3 separate regions of the Homo sapiens genome follow, and regions 1 and 3 are each linked to region 2. A link is a contact called in ENCODE Hi-C or POLR2A ChIA-PET data. All regions are on one chromosome and are shown on one strand. Each heading gives the region's core, a stretch centred on a gene start or an enhancer-like site at or near the end of the contact. The rest is flanking DNA. Distances are from core to core; before and after follow the strand shown.

Region 1 (4,357 bases), core at 1,042-3,541, 3.1 Mb after region 2:
AAATCAAAATTTATTTCTGAATTTGCTTATCACTTCTATTAAGAGGTCTGCTCTGTCAAGAGCTACATCTTAACTCAATGGACCTCTGGAAAAATAAGACAAAATTACACAACTAGTCATTTCAGAGAGGGGAAAAAAATCAAACTTCTTCCCTGGTAGTTGTAGGGGAAAAAAAGAAGCTTGATTAAAATTTCAATTTGCCATTTTGATTTTAGAGACAATGTGAAAAGAGATATAATCCATCAATAACAAGCAGCAGATTTTTCTAGATTTTAAGATTTCCAATATCAGGGTGCATGTCAGAATCAAGAATTACAATTATAATTAGTAGTGTTTTTCGCTGTGTCGCCAGATTAGAGTGCGGTGGCGCAAACTCGGCTCACTGCAACCTCTATAGACCTCCCGGGTTCAAGCGATTCTCCTGCCTCAGCCTCCTGAGTAGCTGGGACTACAGGCATGTGCCACTACGCCCAGCTAATTTTTGTATTTTTATTAGAGACGGGGTTTCACCATATTGGCCAGGATGGTCTTGATCTCTTGACCTCATGATCCGCTCACCTTGGCCTCCCAGAGTGCTGGGATTACAGGCATGAGCCAACCGCGCCCGGCCTATTAGCCAAAATATTAAACTGACATAATGGCTATGTAGAATGCAACTTTCAAGTGGATGCATTCCATTGATAATAATAGTAATAACAACACATATATTCCTTACTATGACCAGCTACTGTTTTAGGAGTTTTACTTAATTATCTAATTTTTTACAATTACCATTTTTAGGTAGTTTACTATTATTAGCTTCACTGTAATGGTGATAGGTGAGTACAATAAAACACGGAGAAGTGATCTGGCCAACAACTCACACATAGATGGCTGAGTTAGATGTTTCACTTAGGCTTAAAGTTATTGCCTGCTGGTAAGCAAACAAGTCATATTTTAAATGAAGCATTTTATGAACACATACTACTAGTTTTTAGTATCTGCCATAGAATTGAGATCTATTTGCAAACAGCCATATTGTTTTCTTAAGACACTACTGTAGGCAGAATAATGATCCCCCAAAGATGTTTATCTCCTAATTTCCGGAATTCGTGAATATATTAGCTTACATGGCAAAAGGATTCTGCTGATGTGATCAAGGGCAGAGACCTGGAAATGGGAAGATGATCCTGGATTACTCAGGTGAGCCCTCAGAATCTTTTCCAGCTGCAATCAGCGGTAGACTTGAGGATGGAAGGTTCAGAGAGATGGCATATCACTGGCTTTGAAGATGGAGGAAGGGACCAAAGCCAAGGAATGTGGACAGAAGCTGGCAAAGGCAAGCTAAGGATTGTCCTGTGGAGTCACCAGAAAGGAGTGCAGCCCGGGTGACACCCAGGTAGCACTTCTGATCTACAGAACCGTGAGATAATAAATGCATTGTCTGTCAGATGATAAATTTGTGCTGTTTCAAGCTACAAAGTTTGTGGTTTTTGGTTATTGTGGCAATAGGGAACGGATACAGGCCCTGTCAGGTATTTCACTCAATCCATGAAATACCTTACAGTATACAAATTTTAACATGCGCGGGAGCCACTTACGGATCCGTCTATCTGTGCTGCCTGGGAGTGTCAAGAGGCCGTGTCCTTCATTCACCTCGCGCGTGGGCGGCGCTGCCCTGAAGATGCTCCCGGGCTCAGTGCAGACGGCTCAGCGTTCTCTCGCGTTCAACGAACCGCCAGAAACGTCAGATGGTACGGAGGAAAACACTTTACACTTTAACAGTATTTTTACGTTTATTTGCAGCAAATGTTGTTGGCTTTGTATTTAAAGTATTTATGACTCACTATAAAGTGTAGGATCCAAGAAAACGCGCTAGTTTCACTTGGCCCCCGTGGCTGTCCCGGGGAGCTCTCCAAGGAAGGACTGGTTCCTGAAGTTCCTGGGGTGCTGCACCACCACGGAAGAACCAAGCTCCACAGAGAAGCCAGAAGCCGCGACCGCGGGGACGCTCTCTGCCAGGCCTCCACCGCCTCAGCGGCCCTTTACAGCCACCGCATTCTCCATGCCCCCAGTTATTTCTAGCTTCGCACAGCGCCCGGCCCACCGAGCGACCTCAAACCTCGCGACACTCGCAACTCCCGAGGCCCTTCCTGCTACTGGCCTCAGAGGGAAGAGACATCGGGAAGATTGCTCCGCCCACAGAAAGGAAGATTTCGTTCTCGCGAGATCCCAATGACAATTCGGGAGCCCGTTCTCGCGGGATTTTCCAAGACCGGGTTGGAATTTGCGGGGGTTAGGAGACGGAAGTCAGAGCCTAGGAAGATTTGGGGGTCGCCTTGCCGGCCTCCTGTCCTCCTCCGGCGGCGGCGGAGCCCGAGAGAACTAGGTGAACACCGCTTTGCCAGCCTCACACAGCGTCCCCTGGCTCTGCCGCCGCTCCGGACGTCGCCCTCCCGTTCTGCTTGGGTCCCCTTAGTCGCTACCTTTGCTGGGATCCCCCTCCTCCATCCTGTGGCTTCGGGTTGCCGAAGAGCGATGCTCGGAGGGCGGCCGGAAGTGGCGTTGGCCGCCATTGGCCTGCCGGCCAGCCACCTTGCTGTCCTCCGCCGCCTTCCGGGTGTTACATGCAGCCGGGCTCGGCCCCTCCCCCTGGCCGGATGGATCCGTCGGCGCCACAGCCCCGCGCGGAAACCTCAGGCAAAGGTACCAGCTCCGCGCTCGCCCCTTACGCAGAGGCCTGTGTACTGCGTCGCGTTGGACCAGTTCTTGCCGGTGCCCTTCGGGTTGGGGTTTTGCCCTGTAGATCCTCTTCAGTGACAGCTGCAGATTGTGAACCCCTCCAGGCCTGGAACCAAATCTCCGATTCAGTGTTGAGAACCTGGACTCGGGAGTCAGCCCCTGGGATCTAGTGCTGCCTCTGACAGTTACTTGCTGAGCAACTTTGGGCAGGCTCCTCATCTGTAAAACTGGGTTCATTACTAGGTTCTTGCGATTATTAAATGACGTGGGGAATACGCAAAGTATTTATGTGACCCCGCGTGTGGCCCATATTAAGCACTCAGTAAATGTTATTTTCATTCTTTATTCTTGTATGCCCCAGTTGTTAGTGAATGGCAGAAGTTTGTTGTAAGTAGATAAATGAAGGTTGAGATATTTAGTTCAGTTGAGTTTTATTGCCTATTGAGTCAGGGCATTATATTCTGCCTTAAATAGGAGGTTTAAAGAAGGTGTGATTATCTACCACAAGTCACCTGGGATGCCTTCTGGCACCCAAATGAGTAGTTTTCATTAATAATTGTGCTGTATAACAAAAGCTACCAGGTATTGAGTGATTTTCCTGAGCCCAGCAATATGCTGATTGTTTACTTGCTTTCCTTTGAGGAAGATATCGATCTCATTAAATAGATGAATTCAGAGCTAAAGTTCAGAGAGGGCAAGTTACAAGCCTGAATTCTGAGGTCTAGGAATTGATGACGCTGTAATTCAGGGACCAAACATATAAATACCTATAGGAGACTGGCAGCTAAAAATAGATGAAGCTGCCGAGTGGATATTGTGACTGGGAGGCTCATTCCTTTTGATAAATCTAGTCACTCTTGGTATTTAGGGAAATTGGTGGAAGGAGCAGAAAGCTCCAGGGCCCCGAGGTGGGAACACCCTTGAGGAATGCTTGAGGAGGCCTTTGGAGTGAAAGAGGGAGAGAGAGACCCTATCACCAGAATGAGTTGAGTTGGTAATTAGTTTAAACCAAAACAAATGATTTCGACTCATTAAATTTTAGGACACTTAACCCATTTCCCTGTTAAATCCAACAGGAAATCTTAACAATTTAAGCAGTTGTTCTGTAGTTTGGATACTGAGAGATTCCATTTCTAACTCAACTGAATTTATTTCGTCCTAGAAATTATCCGAACTCAAACCCAAAATACTCCAATAAGTTGTGTGATTCCCTTAAGGCTTTTTTTTTTTTGCACATGCTGTACACTTATCTGAGATACAGTTCTTAGACCCCTTTCCCTTTTAAATTACATTTCTCAATACTCCCTTCTCATAGCACTCTTCTTCCAATGCAGTTTTTACAGTTATGTATATGTTGGTGTACTTTTTAGTTTTCTCGCAAGATATCAAGGATTTGTGAGATTGATAATTTGTAATAGGCCAGGCGCATGGCTCACACCTGTAATCCCAGTACTTTGGGGAAGCTTAGGCGGGAGGATAGTTTGAGGCCAGCCTGGACAACATAAGCGAGACCCTGTCTCTACTAAAAATAAAAAATTTAGCCAGGCATGGTGGTGCACACCTGTAGTCCCAGCTACTCAGGAGGCTGAGGCGGGAGGATGGCTGAGCTCAGGAGTTGGAGTTTACAGTGAGCTAT
Region 2 (4,103 bases), core at 1,143-3,642:
CTTATCCCACCTTACAAAGGAGAACTAGATTCAGAACAGAGCAGTAATTTGTCCAAGGCCATGTGGCCAGTACATGGAAGCCAGGTGGTGACAAAAAACAAGCAAGCAGACGCCTAAAGAGTACCCACAGAAACAGGTATACCCTCTTCCTGATTCTGCTAGGGACTCACCCTCCAGATACATGCCACGAAAATGCCAAGATTCTTCACTGTGCCAAAACGTTTGTGTCAGAATAGCAAAGACCTGACAAATGAAGGGCACCAAAGCGGGGACAAGTTAAGTCAGCGACAATTCCTTCTCACAGAGGACACTGCCAAACCCAAGCTGTGGACAGAGACAGGGACTGTAGAGGCTGCCCAGGAGCGGCTCACGATGCACTTGGTAGGAGGAAGAGGGCTGCTTCACTGTGTGCAGAGGGAAAAGCGCCCTAACAGATAGTGCTGCCTGCTGGAGAGGGTGAGCCCCGCTACAGGAGACCAGAAACTGGCCGAGTCCACTCCCACTCCATATTCTCAGAGCCCCCTGCCTCCCTATCACACGCCCCACCCTAAGATGGGGACTCTTGCAAGAGCAGCTGCATCTCACCCCTCTTGTAGCTCCAGCGCCACTGGAGCATGCATTGCAGAAGGTGCCAATACCTGCTGACAGACAACAGAATCGAGTCCTGAGGGCGATGGGGGAGGACCCAGCTCCTGCTGGCCCAGGGTCAGCCATTGACTGGTACTAACTGAGCACCTGCTCTGCCCAGACATCCAAGCATCTGCTTGGATTCATTCTCTGCTCTCCACAGACGGGTCTCCTCAGACACGGGGGAGGCAAGGAAGGCTGCAAATGATTTAGGCACCTGTCTGGGCTGACTGGGAGCAGAGGTGCCAGGTGATAAGCCTGGAAACCAAGAGCCAAGGGCTCACCAGGACACACTCAAGTGGGGGAAGGGAGCACACCACCAAGCTATACTCCTGACCGCACACCAGTCCTTTCCAAATACATGACCCTCACAACAATCCTTTCTGGGCACGCAGTACTGCACTCCCATTTTGCAGAGGGGGAAACTAAGACTCACGGAGGGCCTCTACCCAAAGCCACATCACTAGCAAGGGGCACAGCCTGGATCCAAACCCTGGTGTATCCTCCCAGAAAGCAATTCCTGCAAACAACGCTATGGAGTCAGGGAACGGGAGAAGAGAAGCTGGGGAAGGACTGTCCAAGACTCCCGCTGCCCTGCCGCCTGGAGACCCTCGACCAGCCTGGTGGTCTAACCTACTCTCCCCCCAGTGGGAATGACACAGACCACTGAGGTCTCCGTCCAAGAGGAACACAGCAAGCCACAGCGAGGGGAAGGGCCCGAGAAGCGGGGCTGGACAGGAAGTGGGCCAGGGAAGTCATGCTAGCTGGTGGGAGCGCAATCCCGGCCATGAGGACACAGCGCTGGGCCTGGGGCAAGGGTACTGGGGGACCCATGCCAGGGGCAACCTCCACGTGCAACCCCGAGCCCCTACTCACTTAGGCCGCTGTCCACGACCTTTCCCCACCTCGGAGGCACTCATGAAAGAAGCAGAAACGCTCCGAAAGTAGCTGCGCCCAGAGAGGGGAAGTGCTTTCTCTGAAGGTGACAGAGCCGCAGCCACCCAGACCCAGGCCCACCCTCGGCCTCTCCCAGCGGGTCACCAGCATCCGTGGCCTCAGCTCCCGGCTCAGCCACTGCCCTCCCAACCCCACCCCACACTCAGACACACCCGGAACAGCGACCACCGCAAAGCATCAGCCCTTACGAAGCCCCGCCCCGCCGGGGCCGCCCAGGTCCGCACAGAAGCAGGCGGGCAGCTGCAGGAGGCGACAAGGCGCCCGGACCCCTGCATTAGCGGCGTCTGCAACGGCCGCGGCACCGGCCTGCTAGCCAAGGCCGGGCCCACTCCCACATACTGCCCGTGCCCCCTCCGCCCCGGCGGCCCACCCCTGCCGGCCCCCGCTTGGCAAGCTGACCTTGGCCGCCCTGGTGCCAGGGACGACGCCCACAGGCCCCGGCGCCGGGCGGGGGTCGCAGGGCAGGGCGGCTCGGCTCACCTCCTTGAGCTGCTCCATCTCGCTGCGGATAGCCTCATAGTCCACCTCGAGCTCCTCGAACTGCAGCTTGAGCTGGTGCTTCTCCTCGAGCACCGCCAGCCCGTACTCGGCCGCCTGGATCTTCTCACGCGTGGTCTCGGCCAGCTCGTGGGACAGCCGCTTCACCTCGGCGCGCAGCCACTCCGGCTGCGCCTCCATCACCAGCCGCGCGTACTCCTCCTCCTCCGACGGCGCCGACATGGTGGCCGAGGGCTGAGCCGGCTCCCACTGAGGCTCTCGCAGGCCGGGCCCTCCTCAGCCGCCGCCGCTGCCGCCGCCGCCGCCGCCCTGCCCCGACGGCCGCCCGCCCGCCCGCGCCGCCGCACGGCTCCTCCCCTCCGGCGCGCGGGGCCCGCTGGGGGCTGGAGTCCTGCCTGCGCTCCGACCACAAGGTCCATCATGCCCGGCGCCCGCCCGGCCCCCGGCTATGATTGGCCCATGCTCTGTGAGGGGCGGGCCCTCGGGCGCAGCCACTGACGCCAATGTGGCCCAGGGGGCTGTGGGGACAGTAGTCCCGCTAGCGCACCGACTACAAAACCCGTCCAGCCCCGCGCCCACCCGTCCCCGTCCGTGATTGGCCTGCGCCGCCAGCGTCGAGCCGGATGTACCGGCGCCTTGCAGTCCCCTGGACGGCGGTCGAGTGGGCGCGGCCCCGCGGCCTTCCCCACACTCAGAGCCGGGGACACTGCTCGGTCGCCGGGCCTCGCGCTCCCCTGTGCCTCTGGCAGCCGGCGGCCACGCGGGGTGGCAAGACGGCTGCCGGGAGAACCCCCAGGGGGAGGCGGGTGCGGGGCGGCAGGACTGGGCTCCCGACCGTGGGACGAACAACGCGGACAGAGCCCGGGAGGCCACGAGCTAGAAGCGCATCCGAGAGCGCGGGTGAACGGCTGCTGCTGGAAACCCGTGGACGGTGTGACGCATGCTCTGTGCAGACGTCTGGGGGCGGGAGGAGGACGGGCCAGCAGGGGGCGCCCAGGGGCCAGCGGGAACCTCAGCACCGCCCCTCAGTCCTTCAAGGTCTATTTCTTGGGAATAAAGACATTTCCATTAATACAGGGTCATAAACGTGGTAAATATAATTGTTGTCTCCGCATCTATTTTTAGGCCTGACTTAAGTTGTTTGAAAGCCAGTCGTACCCTTCGCCTTGGCGTAGGTAACACTTCTCCGTATATGGTGGTGTGTGAGATAACTCGTTTATTCTTTATCTCATTGACCTAAAGCGCAACACACCCCACAGCCGCTGACCGCCATAGCACCTAATGGCCAGTATCAGTGCAGATGAGTTCACCCTTCCCTCGTATTTTCTTTAGCCAGTCCACAGGCCCCAAGGGAAATCCTAAAGGATGATTTCCATGGACCCTAGCACAGCCATAGTCCCTTCCTTCCCACCGTCTCTCACTGCCCCTCTCCATCTGCTTGTCCGCCTCTCTTAGGCATCCCTAACCTCTCCGGAACCTAAGAATAATAAATTCCTTCTGTTTTGTACCTTTTAATTTTACTTTCTCATTGTATCTCACCTGAACCCCACACCCATTCGGTTCTCCTAGAGAGTGGCTATCTTGGCTTATGGTCACTCTCCCTCAAGACCAAATTAGAAAGAAGCCATGACAGCAGAAATCACAGCACACAGGGTACTGACACTATCTAATGCACAGTCCACACTCTAATTGCACGAGGGCCCAACACCATACTGGAGAGTTTCAGTATTGTTTTTGTGGTCCAGGATCCAGTTGCATTCAGTCGTCAGGTTTCCTGAGTCTCCTTTGATTGACCTTTCTGAGGAGTGCAGTGCACACTGGTATATGCTCATGGGGTGATGAGGTGATGCGTTTCTGGCAGGACTGTCACTGAGGTGTTGCTGAGTTTTCAGAGCACCAGCCGGGAGGTATGTGATGTCGATTTGCATTTCTCTGATTGATGCTGGGTTTTTCTTTGGTAATTAGTGTCATGAGTGAAGACTTTGCAACCATAGATATAGCCTATGACTCCTCAAACCTTG
Region 3 (4,502 bases), core at 1,285-3,784, 3.7 Mb after region 2:
TTTGTCACCCAGACTGAAGTGCAGTGGTGCTATCATGTCTCACTGTAGCCTCAAACTCCTGGTCTCAAGTGATCCTCCTGCCTCAGCCTCCCATGTAGCTACGTATATAGGTGCAGGCCGCCAGATGCGGTCTATGTTGCCCAGGCTGGTCTTGAACTCCTGGTCTCAAGTGATTCCCCAGCCTCAGCCTCCTGAAGGGATCACAGGCATGAGCCACCTCACCAGGCTCTGTTATGGTTTTTTTTTTTGTTGTTTTTTTTTTTTTTTTTTGAGACGGATTCTCGCTCTTTTGCACAGGCTGGAGCGCAGTGGCCTGATTTCAGTTCCCTGCAAGCTCCGCCTCCCGCTTCACGCCATTCTCCTACCTCAGCCTCCCGAGTAGCTGGGACTACAGGCGCCCACCACCAAGCCCGGCTAATTTTTTGTATTTTGAGTAAAGACGGGGTTTCACCGTGTTAGCCAGGATGGTCTTGATCTCCTGACCTCGTGATCCGCCCGCCTCTGCCTCGCAAAGTTCTGGGATTACAGGCGTGAGCCACCGCACCCGGCCCAGGTTCTGTTCTTTCAAATGTTTACTGAGGTGCAGTTTCAAGAGCTGAAGTGTATAAAAACCTATAGTTTTATAACCTTATAATTATTTAATAATAATGCCACATAAAATATATCAATTTCCTCAAAACCCAAACAATGTAGTTTCAACATCCTTGTGACTGCATGTAAAATGATCAAACTCGTTTCAACTTATACATTATGTGCTGATACAGATGCAGTTATCCACTATGTGATTTACTTGTTATCTCTTGCAAATTGCTTATCTTATACAGCCACTTAACAAATGGAACCTGGATATTACCCTTCTGTTAGCACCATTCATTCATTACACAAATATTTTTTGAGCACCTTTATTGAGCATTTACAGAATGTAAGGTAGTAAAGTCATATAGTCTTCTAGATAGAAATACTCCTGGCTCACCTGGAGCTTACAGTCTACAGAGTTCAGTATAAGTCAGCAGAAAGTCACCCCAAACACATGCAGGACTAAAAGCCACAAAACCTCGACCTAGTCCCCGCTCTTCCACTACTGAGCTGTGCCATCGTGGGAAGGTCGCCTCACTAATCACTGTAAGCCCCAGCTGCCTGATCTGTAAAATAGGTTTGAACCAGTGGTAACGACCTTCCCAGCTTTAAGCAGTCGGAGACTGCAAGCAATTTTAGCGTCCCATTCCACTATGTGCTCTCAACACCTAGCAAGTAGTATGCTGGATAAATGAAAGGCAGCGAAGGCACAACTTCAGCCGCAGAACAGGCCCAGAAGTCCTTTCTTGCTCTTCGGCTGTCTCTGCAGGGCATCTTTTAACAGGGCGAGGGCGATCTGCAGTAATGGAGCAAACACTGTGCGCTCCCTGCCCTCTCGCAGTCGGTGGAACAACTCAAGGCCCTCATCCCTCTCGTTTCCTCTCGGAACTGAGGACTCGGCAGCCCGCCGGGAGGATGTCAGTGGCCGTTGACCCGGCCTCCCCAGCGACCCCGGGCCGCGCTCCCGCCCACTGCACCTGCCGCAAGGACGGTCTCCCGCGCCGCTCCCGCCTGTCACGTGACAGGCCCCCCCCGACTGGGGCCGGTTTTTGGCGCGCGGCAGTGACGTCAGCATCCTGTCAGCCGCAGCCCCCGCCGTAGCCGGATCGACCTCGCGTTTTCAACTCCGCCCCGCCCGCCGCACCGTTAACGGGCCCCGGCTGCCCCACGTCCCGCCCGCCCGCCCGCCCGCGCCGCTCACCTTGAGGTGGCCGCTGTCTGGGCTGCTCGCTTCCTCCTCGTCCTCACCTCCCGAGGCGGCGGCGGAGGCCGAGGCGGCGGGCGGGGGCGCGCCCCGGCCACGAAGCCCCGAGTGCTCGGCGGCTGCGGCTGCAGGCAGGGCGGCCGAGGCGGCGGCCCCCGCGGCCCCAGGGCTGAGCGTCACGTTGTGTGCGTTCTCGCCCCAGCGCCACGGGTACACCATGAAGTCGCTGAAGCCGGGGCTGGTGGGGATGAGCGGCGGCGGCGGCTCCGGCTCCCCTCCACCGCCGCACGTTGGCTTGATCGGGGTCGTCCTGATGACCGACACCAGCACCCGCTTCGGGGAGTCGTGGCAGAAGATGACGGGCGGCGGCGGCGGCGGCGGGTTCTCCGCCATGGGCGCCTCGAAGCCCCGGATCATCGCCCGGCCCGACCCCCAGCTCCGGCGGCCCCGGGCCGCACTCCTGAGCACCGCTCTGCCCCTCACTCGCTCTGCTCCGAGTCGCAGGCTCAGTCCTGCCGGCTCATGGCAGACTGACGTTTCCCGGAATCCTGCGCAGCAGCCACCTAACTAGTTGAGCAGACGGCACCGGCGGGCAGGGCTGGACCCCAGCCCCAGGTCAAGCGCGCCCTCCGCTCTTTGTACTCCGCAGCGCAGGCTGCAGGGGTGGGAAGCAGCGGGCGGCCCGGCCCTTGCGGTGACAGGAAAGCAGGACGCGCGGCGCTGAGCCCCCAAAAATAACAACCTGCCGCCGCGGTGCCTGCCCCGGCTTTTCCCGCGTTACATTTCGCGCCTGGGCGGAACCAGTCACCGCGAGGCCGCTGCCCGCTGGCCGCACCGGCGAGTGACAGGCGGCGCGAGCCAATGGCCAGGCCTGGCCTTCTTTCCAGCCGGCCGGGGCGGGGCCGGGTCTGCGCGCGGGTCCTTCCCACCTCGCCATTGGCCGCCGCTCTTATATTTTTTTCTGTCTGGAGGGCCAACAGCGTTCGAAACTCCAGTGGAGCGCGCGGCGTCTCCACTCGCCCGGACACACCCGCCTGCCGCCCCGCCCCGCCGTCCCTCCGCGTGGTTAGTCCGGGCCAGGGAGACAAGGGCGGCGGGGAGGGCGGCAAGAGGGCGGCTGATTGGACAGCGGCGGGGCGGGGTCGGGGGGGGTGGTGATCGTTGGGCGGTGGAGGCGCGCGCCCCGCTCGGCCCCGCCCGCCGTTGGTTGTTGGGCCGCGGTTCCCGCGCGCAGGGAGTTTAAAGGGCTGGGGCCCCGCCGCCCGCCCCGCCCTCGGTCCCACCACCCGCCCGGCGGCTGGAGTCTCTGCTGCCCGAGGTCCTGATGGGCACCCGGCGTGCCTGGTTTCTTAATCGAGTTCCGTCTGCTCAGCTGTTGCACGCTCTGTGAACCAGCCCTGTCAGCACCGCCCTGACTCCTCCGGGCCGATTGTGGGCCTCCGGTTCCCCATCTGTGGAAAGGGGAGAGTCCAGGAAGTGGCCTCCGAAGTCCCTGCGGGCCGCTCGCGGCGCGGAGGCCACAAGAGCCGGGCGAGAGTAGACACTCTCACCCTGGACTGATGCCCCGAAGTTGCCTCGGGGATCTCCCCACCCCGGCGACCCCGCTCTACCGAGCGGCTGCTCCGGGAGTCGGGGCAGCGCCCTACTTTGCTCGGCCCCCACCTGCCCCGGCCGCGTCCTAGTACTCGCGCCGGGACGCGCGGAGCCCCAACGTCCTCTGCCCGCCCCGCCCCAGCCCCGCCTGGCTGGCGCCGACCGCGGCCCGGGTGGGGCTCGCAGGCTGCAGAGGAAGGACCGGGCGGAGGGGTTGCCCGGCTTCCTACCCGCTAGATGTGGCCTGGGGAGCTGCGTTTTGTTCTTGGGAATACAGATTCCCAGGCACCGCCTGATTCGCGGTAGGGGCTCAATAAATATTTGCTGAATGGATGAATGAATATCCATTGGTTAAGGGTTAGGATTGGTAATTAAGTTAGAACACGACTGTATAATAACAGATAACTAAGCTGAATAGCTTTTCTCTCTGTGAAAGACACACAAATGCACAGCTATGACTAAATTAAGCCACAATTGTTTAAAAACAAATAAAGGAAACTGTACTGATATGAACAATTTCAAAAATGTATTTTTATTTTAAAAGGCAAAACAAGCAATAGTGTGATTTTATGTAAAATTGTTAAAGTGGGGAAAATACGTTTTTACTTTTAGACGTACATAAAATATCTGGCAAGATGCAAAAGAAACATGGATCATGGAGGGAAATTGTGTGGCTGGGAACAGAAGTGAAAAGATTTCAAGAAATACAATATATAACTATCTTTTGAACTTTGAACCAAGTGAAAGTATCCTTTTAAGAAATGAAACAGTATATAGCCTCCATTTTCTGGAGGCCTACTACAAAAATAGCATATATGTACTGATACACAATAATACATATGGATGTTTCACAGTTCACTCAACAATTGGGTAAGGAAGATATTTTTCCCATTTTATAAATGAGAAAAGTTGAGGCTTGTACAAGATTACATAATAAATCCTTTGGAAGAATAAGTCTGTACTGCCTGTGGATTATATTCAGTGTCTGCTGAGCAAAAGGAGGAAAAGGCTGAAAAATGGGACTCACACATTTCTCGGTCCCGTTTCTCATATTCCAAAACTTTCAGGGTTTAGGGGCAAATTTCATATTGTAATGGTTGATCTAGAAAGTTGAAAGTTCAGCCCTACT

Evidence for each region. A loop is a pair of places that touch in the nucleus more often than their neighbours do. ChIA-PET counts read pairs that join two places held with the same protein, here RNA polymerase II (POLR2A). Pooled maps may share reads with other maps.
Region 1: a map of B cell shows a loop between it and region 2 (17-fold over the local background). The contact joins the promoter of ERCC6L2 here to the promoter of BICD2 in region 2. A Hi-C loop is called at or near these places in 1 of 168 maps with a recorded cell type or tissue (B cell) and 5 of 50 pooled maps. POLR2A ChIA-PET finds 5 or more read pairs at or near these places in 1 of 52 experiments (CD8-positive, alpha-beta memory T cell).
Region 3: a loop to region 2 is called in a map of CD4-positive, alpha-beta T cell, with 7 times the contacts of the local background. The contact joins the promoter of ZNF367 here to the promoter of BICD2 in region 2. A Hi-C loop is called at or near these places in 2 of 168 maps with a recorded cell type or tissue (CD4-positive, alpha-beta T cell and naive thymus-derived CD4-positive, alpha-beta T cell), 2 of 37 single-sample maps with no recorded cell type and 11 of 50 pooled maps.

Annotation. Positions count from the first base shown.
Region 1 is chr9:95,873,400-95,877,756 of GRCh38, forward strand. It overlaps ERCC6L2 (ERCC excision repair 6 like 2), which reads left to right and starts at 2,292. Exons shown (of 19, transcript NM_020207.7): 1 at 2,292-2,685. The coding sequence starts at 2,640. ERCC6L2-AS1 (ERCC6L2 antisense RNA 1) reads right to left here and starts at 2,578. Exons shown (of 3, transcript NR_023390.1): 1 at 2,466-2,578. RefSeq lists enhancers at 1,463-1,592, 1,823-1,872, 1,913-2,012, 2,147-3,021, 2,153-2,382 and 1 more.
Region 2 is chr9:92,762,441-92,766,543 of GRCh38, forward strand. It overlaps BICD2 (BICD cargo adaptor 2), which reads right to left and starts at 2,393. Exons shown (of 7, transcript NM_001003800.2): 1 at 2,065-2,393. The coding sequence starts at 2,304. RefSeq lists an enhancer at 361-520 and silencers at 2,344-3,083, 3,936-3,985.
Region 3 is chr9:96,415,836-96,420,337 of GRCh38, forward strand. ZNF367 (zinc finger protein 367) reads right to left here and starts at 2,535. Exons shown (of 5, transcript NM_153695.4): 1 at 1,778-2,535. The coding sequence starts at 2,197. RefSeq lists enhancers at 1,102-1,341, 2,816-3,349, 3,350-3,883, 4,400-4,502 and silencers at 1,702-1,941, 2,242-2,381, 2,492-3,151, 3,412-3,681.